Linked DNA regions of Homo sapiens: region 2 is linked to region 1. Evidence: read pairs that join two places in POLR2A ChIA-PET (ENCODE). Cell type or tissue: K562. All regions are shown on one strand.

Evidence for each region. Peaks named below come from ENCODE experiments on the same cell type or tissue, not always from the same donor. Only the 100,000 strongest peaks of a DNase experiment are listed, where the experiment ranks them.
Region 2: POLR2A ChIA-PET joins it to region 1 with 6 read pairs; 4 of 35 experiments call an interaction of 5 or more read pairs at or near these places.

What each region holds. Positions count from the first base shown.
Region 1 is chr21:14,577,423-14,581,422 of GRCh38, forward strand. It overlaps a transcript of SAMSN1 not described here. Among named protein-coding and RNA genes, the nearest start is that of SAMSN1-AS1, 2.8 kb to the right of the region's middle. RefSeq lists an enhancer at 766-1,060. In K562, no CTCF peak of the experiment used is centred here; no DNase peak of the experiment used is centred here.
Region 2 is chr21:14,628,308-14,632,307 of GRCh38, forward strand. It overlaps a transcript of SAMSN1 not described here. Among named protein-coding and RNA genes, the nearest start is that of SAMSN1-AS1, 48 kb to the left of the region's middle. In K562, no CTCF peak of the experiment used is centred here; a DNase peak (open chromatin) is centred at 2,434.

The sequences.
Region 1 (4,000 bases):
ATCTTATAAAAATAATTTGTTTATCCTTATAAATCTGAAAAAGTCTCCCAGATTTTGAAAAATATATGTGTTATTATAAAAACATATGAAAGGAAGACTTTGTCTCCTTCACAGCCCACAAACTCTATCCTTTCTTACCCTCATTCCCTACCAAGCCTATGGCTCATTTTCCTCCTTTTGTTAAGATGTGCCATGCTCTTAGCTTACAGAGCTTCGTAAGTACTCTTCAGTTATTCTTCTTATAAATTGATTTGAAACACTTGGCTTCAAAGATTATTTTTGGTCACCTCGACTATTCCCTTTCTTAAGATGCAGCTGAAATCCCCTCTCAACACCACTCATCTCAGATGTTAGAAAAGATCATCATCCTTGGTTTTTCCTTTCCCATTTCTCTTGTGGAGTATACCCTTTCATAAATCTGATCTTTTACCTTTCTCAATTTATATCAATTCCATAATCACAAATATTTCTTCACTCCCTGATCCCACAGACACTACAAACAACTTAACTTCATGTTAAACATCTCTGTATCTCATTTTCTGTTGACTTCTGTGAAGAGCCCTTGACAAATAATACATTTCCCTGTCTGATTCCGTTTGTTTATAGTATCTCAACGGAATAAAATGTTCCAATCTTACAGACCTCTGGGTGCTTTGATTTTTGCAATAAATATTACTTACTATAGATGAATCCCAACACTATTTCACTAAATTTTTCTAATAGATATTAATAACCTTGCTTAACTACTGGGTGTTTTTGGTATGCAAAGAGTTACTCAGAGGAAAGAGAGTGAGTAGGACTGAAACCACCTTACAGAGTTGGAATTAGTGGGTGAAAGAGGGTAAGGAGTTTACTCAAGCACACTCTGCCGGCAATGTCGGAGCTGCATTAAATCCATCAGCACCCACCTTGAGAGTGGGAGGCTACAGTGGGCTTAGCAGGAAGCATATCTGGGTGAACAAGGACTTCCTCAAAGATGAGTTAATTTCAGGCCACCTAAAAACTCTGATGTAATAATAGAATCAAAGACACCAAGCAGATCACAAGGTCAGGAGTTCAAGACCAGCCTGGCCAACATGGTGAAACCCCATCTCTACTAAAAATACAAAAATAAGCCGGGCATGGTGGCGGGCACCTGTAATCCCAGCTACTAGGGAGGCTGAGGCAGGAGAATCATTTGAACCCAAGAGGCAGAAGTTGCAGTGAGCCAAGATCATGCCATTACACTCCAGCCTGGGCGACAGGGTGAGAATCCATCAAAAAAAAAAAAAAAAAAAAAAAAAGACCCCAAGATTGTACTATTCCTAAAATTTTTGAAGTCAAGGAGAAACTAGTGTCCTTGTAGATTAGATTCATTTCCCATGAAATGTGGGGTTTAGGCCCAGCTCCATCATATCTGCATATCTTGGCACGTATATTTTTAAAAATATAATCACACTCTTACCCTTTTAAATTGCAAAAATGTCGCCTCTGACTACCTGCCATTAATAGTAAGTAACATTCATTACAGAAGCACATCTTTTCAAACCCCAACACTGCCTCCTTTACATTCTATAATATGAAAGTTAAATAACCTAAATAATAACCCTGCAATTACTATTGAAAAAAATACCAGCTATGCTAAAATGAAACTGGATATTTTTCACTTGTTGTTGTTATAGAATATATGTGTAGAATACAAAAATAATAATTTGCACTCATCCAACTTCTTTCACTTTAGTGTCTCAAATCCCGGAGTGTAAGTGGTCTCATTAAGTTTACCAAACCAATTTAACTCTAACATGCTCTTGAACCCTCTCTCCAAGTCCACTGAGGCTTTTCTGTCACGAATGCTGAACAATATCATCTGAAATTCTGAGCATTCTGTAGATATGTTTGACCTTCTGCAGATAAAACTCACTTAATCGTTAAGTTATATATTAAAATAGACAAAACTACCTAAATAAAAAAGAAAAATATGACTGTTGTGTATTTCCCTACACCTACACACATCCACAAACACTCACATGTACAAAATAATTTATCTATAACTGGATTTATTAGAATGAGGAAAGCTTTGGCTATAAGAACAGCTAGAAAAACAAGAAGAAATATGCTTTATCTGGATCTATGGAAACAAAGTCCATTGGTTTCTAACCTCCATTTATTTAGGCAACAAGTGCTACTCAAATATTTATTTATTTATTTCTGTTCTGCACTTCATGTTAGAAAATGCTCACTTTTTTTTTTTTTTTTTTTTTTTGGAGGCAGGGTCTCACTTTGTTTCCCAGGTTGGTCTTGAAATCCTGGGATCAAGTGATCCTCCCACCTTGGCCTCCCAAAGTGCTGGGATTAATGGTGTGAGCCACCACACCTGGCCACTTCTTCAGATATTTATTGAGGACCCATTACATTATAGGAACTATGGAGGATACAAAGATAAGTTATTCATAGGAAGTATACAAATACTGAACTAATTCCAGCACAAGTGGAGTATGGTTAAGTTCCATGAAGATGAGGGCAGTGTAGATATCATTTAGCTCTGTATCTCCAGTGCCTGATATTGTGAATAGCAAATAGTAGGTTGGCAGGATGTGTTTCATGGATATGGAATGAAAGAATAATGCCCTCAAATAATGTAGAAGTTCAAAGGAAGGAGGGACTACTTCTGCCTGGTGTTACTCAGAAAAGCTTTCTAGATGATGAAGTATTTGATCTGAGTCTAAGGGATGATGGGATGGGTTCTAACAGAGAGAATTCACATATCAGGCAGAGGCCATCACACTGTCACAAAGATAGAGGGAAGAAAGTGTGAGACAGCCTTTAGGAATAGCAAATCATTCAGTTTGGCAGTTCGGCATAGGAAATCAATAAGGTGGGGGTAGTGCACAGATAAGACTGAAAAATTAGATTGAGTCCAGACTGATGAAATCCAGAAATGCCAAGTTAGGGAGTCCAGATTTTATTCTTGAAGAAAACTCTGACTATTTGTGTTCAGATGCCTATACAACAGCTTAGCCACTTGCCAAGGAGTCATCAGCCTTGATCCTGCTTCTGAAGATATCAGAGGGAGTCATCAGAAGCACGTCCTAATTATATTACCAGCTACTCTCCAAGAAGCTACTCTAAGAGAAAACCTGCAAAGTGCAGCAGTCCCAGAAAAGAAGATGAAGATTAAAGAAGAAGGAGGATATTTAGAAATGATTAATGTTGGTCAGTTTCATCAGTTCGAAGTCTGTTATCAGATACCTGTTATATTTACTATGGCACTTTGAACACAAGTTACTTTAATTCTAGTCTTTGCAGACTTAATGCACAAATCTTAAAAGGCAAAAAAAGTTCCAAGAGAAAATATGCCTTTTAAGAGACCTCTAAATATGTTATAAAATGTAGCTTCTGTCTAAGAAGAGACTGATTCTTTGAGGAAAATGGTAGAGAGTAGGCTCCCTGGATACACAGAATTGTCCCATTCATTCACTGAAAACACACATGACCAGAGGAGCTGTAGGTAAAGTTATAAAACATGCCTTGAGCAATTTACAAGGAAATTGAAAAAAAAGTACCACTCTTAAGTACTAGAAGATTTATAATATTTGACTTTAGCTTCTTGACTATTTCCATTTTTTAGTTAAGAAAGTTAAGATTAAAAGGTTTAAATAACTTATCCAAGCCCAAAAAAAAAGTAGCACAGCCAGAATCCATCCAAATTTGTTTGACTCCAGAGAGCATACTCTTTCTCACGTATCACATAATAGCCTTAGAGTCTGCCCTCGTATATGGAAAACACTCTAATGTAGTAGCTAAAAGCAGGAGCTCTAGCTAAAAGCAAGACCTAGGTTATAGGTCTTGGCTCTACCTCCTGTTAGCTGTCTGACTTTGCACCTGTTACCAACTTTTTGTGCCTCCATTTTCTCAACTGTAAAATGAGGGGAAATAATATTTCTTTTTTTTTTTTTTTTTTTTTTTTTTTTTTTTGAGGACGAGTCTTGCTCAGTCGCCCAGGCTGGAGGGCAGTGGCGCG
Region 2 (4,000 bases), 51 kb after region 1:
ATTTGAGATGATGGACGTGCTACTTACTCTGATCTGATCACTATACATGATATATATTGAAATACCACTGTATACTCCCCAAATATGTACAATTATTGTGTCAACTAAAATATGAAATAATAAAATAAAACAATTTTAAAATTAAAAAAAGAAAAAGTTCATAGACTAATTTTTCAGTGTATCTAAGGCAATCAGAGAGATGAAAAAATATATATTGAGCTACCAACTGTATTTTCAAAACGAGAAGATTTATGTGACTGGTAACAAGTCATCACAAATGTGAAAAAGTCCTACTGCCTTCCTCCATACCTGATTGCAAATGAATGGAAAAATTCCAGTGACAGAAAAGTCTCCCAAGTTATGAATGAGATCACTTTGGCAAAGGGGAATGTTGGTAAATGTCAGAGCCCAGTCAGTTAAAAAGCAAGTTACTAAGAATGACAAGGATAAAATCCTATCCTTTTTGTGATTTCTTGATTTTACACATTTGCAGAATAATAACGGTGGAATACATACAGTATCAAGCATAGTTCTAAATGCTTTTTGTGTAGTAATTAATTTAATCCTCACAACAATCTGTAGGGTTGATACTATTACAATTAACCTCAATTTATAGGTAAATTTATAGATGGGTAAACAGAGGCACAGAGCAGTCAACATTCTTGCCTAAGCTCACACAACTAGTAAGTGATAAAACTAGGGTTTTGTGCGTGGTGTCTTCACTACTACCTGATACTACTTCTATGCTTGACGGCATAGATCCAAAATCTACTGATCATCTAGGTCAGAAATTTCACAAAGAAGCACTATTAGCCAGAAGGGAGATTAGCTACAAAAATGCAGAGAAATGTAATACCACATGTCACTACTAAATAACTCAGAAAGAACACCCTTCTTCAAGCCCTAATACTAATAATTTAGTACTATTTGAAGACAAGTGTGTAAACAGCACACTGATGTGTTTTAAAGGTATTAATTATTTTGTAGCTGCCATCATCATCATCAAAGAATGCCCAGCAATTTATGACAGCACAGTTAATTAAAAGCGGACACTTCAGGAACCAATGAATTTAGATGACAGTCTGTGCATTAGAGAGCCCCCTCAGCATATTACTGTAATAATGTTATGGTTCTCAGGGAAAACAGATTTTATCCTCCTGTGAGAATAAAATGAAGAAGGAAAAGCTACAATCAGCTCTTTCTGATGGGAAAAGTAAGGCTTGCTTGCCAGCCTGTCCAGCTCCTGTCTTCAAGAAACAACCCCATACAGCTAGTGAATTCTGCTTTCTCTAAGAGGGTGGTGTACAGCATCCACACACAGCCTCTCATCGCAGGGCAGGTCCTGTAGCTTATAGCGCCTGGAGAATGCACGGGGCCATAATCCATCAGGAAGAGGGCTGGTAAATTGCACGAACTTTGCCATTTGTCTACTAGTGTGCGAAGAGAGCTTTATATCAATCCTAAAGCAACAAACTCTTCTCAGAGCACTATAAATATCCAGGATGGCAAAACAGGTTACCTAGGGGATGGTTATTTGCATTATAAAAGATTCCTCCTTTGCAAAAAGATTCCCTTCCAGATGTCTTAAAACAGAGGTCTCTTAAGTGTCCTTAAATGTGATTTATAAAATTATATTTACACAAGGTTTTAGAAAGGGAAAGAACAACTAATGTTTATTAAGTGCCATGTTTCCTGCCACTTATTATCTTCTTTAATCTTCATAGCCACAAATGAAACAAGAGCAAGCCAAGCAAACTTGCAAAAAAATGTGATAGGAAATCCGATGGGTAAAAATGTCAAATTCCATCTTTGCAATGGAAAAGCACTGAACTGGTACCCCAGAACCTGGCTTGCTCTCCCAGGGCTGCTACTAAACTGGACAAGACCCAGGAACCCACCCACAGCTCAATCAGGTGTCCATGTATAAAACGAAGGCTGATGAACAGGAACTTTAAAATCCCTTTCTGTAGAAACAATCCATGCTTCCTGATCTATAGTAGTTCGGTCCAATGTCAGTAGTGATGACAAATGCTTTTAAGAGAAAATTAAAGTAGGAATGGGCTTTTTTGCTTTACAGCTTTTTTTTTTTTTAGAGATGATTAAAGAGATAACCATGGCTTTCATCAGATTCAATTAGTAGTTCTCCTGTAAGCCTAGGAAATAAAAAAAAGAACAGAGCACAATTAACCTTCATCTATTGATTTCATTTTATTTTAACATAAGTCTCTATTTACGGGACGAAACCAATTAAAACTACCAAAAGGTGTTCATATGTGAATTGGTGGCAGAAGAACAGCTGTATGTAATCATAGATATAACAGGAAACAATAAAAATGAAAGAAAAGTGCAGTCTTTTTAGTCAACGTAATCTGTGTTTTACATATTGGCTTGTTATGAGTCATTACACAATCTCAAAGTCAAGGAAAAGATTACGTGCACTGTTTTGACATTGACTCCTCTTGTCCATAGTTTGATGAAGACCTAGCTGATGGATGCCATTGTTAATCTCATTTTCTTCCTTTAGTGTCTATGTTATTAATAGCTATGTCAATGTTGATGATAATATAAGACAGAACAAAAAACTCTCAATTTTAATAGTTTAAGCCAAGTAAGAAATGCAGTTAAGTGGTTAGAATACCAACTTGGGAGTCACCTACTTTGACTTCTCCATTACTCACCTATTCTAAGATGACATGTCACCTTTCAATGTGTCCATTTACCCATTTATAAGACACTAGACTCTAAGTGGTTTTTTAAGACCTTTTGTGAAAGGTTCTGGGACACTGTGCAGTGACAACATCTTAAACACCTCTCTTTCATCATTTTTAACTCTATTTCTTCCTTTTTAAGCTAAGCTTAAATCTCATGTTCTCCATGGGACTTGTACCATTAAACTACGAACCACAGTTATGTACTTAGAGTTAACACCTGCTATTGATCATTTACCTTGTCCCAGACTTCCTGCTAATAGTATAAAATACATTGTCACTTTTTATTCTCACCTGATAATTAAGAGGTAACAAATAGTTTTCTCATTTTATAGGAGAAGAAACAAGGGCTTAAAGAGTTTAAAGAACTTGTCCAAGGTGGGATTTGTTTGTTTGTTTGTTTTTTTCTTTGAAACAGAGTCTTGCTCCATCACCCAGGCTTTCTGGGTTCAAGCGATTCTCCTGCCTCAGCCTTCCGAGTAGCTGGGATTACAGGTGCCCACCACCACACCCGGCAATTTTTTGTATTTTTAATAGAGACAGGGTTCACCATATTGGCCAGACTGGTCTCAAACTCCTGACTTCGTGATCTGCCCACCTCCACCTCCCAAAGTGCTGGGATTACAGGCGTAAGCCACCATGCCCCACCCAAGATGGGATTTTTATAATGTTTGTTTGACTTCCTCCCCCCAATTTTGTGCTTCTAATTACTGTATTGCATTATTTTTAGGAATTCCTCCTGGGGATTCTTACAGATGTTAGGCTTGATACTTATAAATCAGAATTTAATCACCATTACTTATGTTACTCTCTAGATATTTTGAATATATATTTTCTTGCTGAAGTGGACATCTGTCTTTCATTGATCTGAAAATCAATGTGTAGAAGAAGGAATAAGAAGAGGAAGAGAAGAAAAAAGAGAAGTAGGAAGAAGGAAGGAAGGAAGGAAGGAAGGGAAGGAAAAAAACTCATCTAACTTCTCTTGCTACTAGAATAAGATATGCTGTTTAGGTCACATCTATCACAGATGCTAACTTAAGACACTGATACAAAACCTGACTAACACAGGGAAACAGCAAGGTGTGTGCATCTATTTTTAATGTCACAAACTTCAGTGGAGAGAGTGGTTCTGGATCCAGCCATTGTGGTAGTAGCTGCTTGATTTGGCCACTTCCTAACTGTGATAGAAGCAGCAGCAATCTTTGGTGGCTGGTTTATACTGTGCCTTCTCGGTGTAATCCCTGCAAACTTAGAGTATGTGTTTTGAGTTCCCAATAATTCTGGGCTCTCTA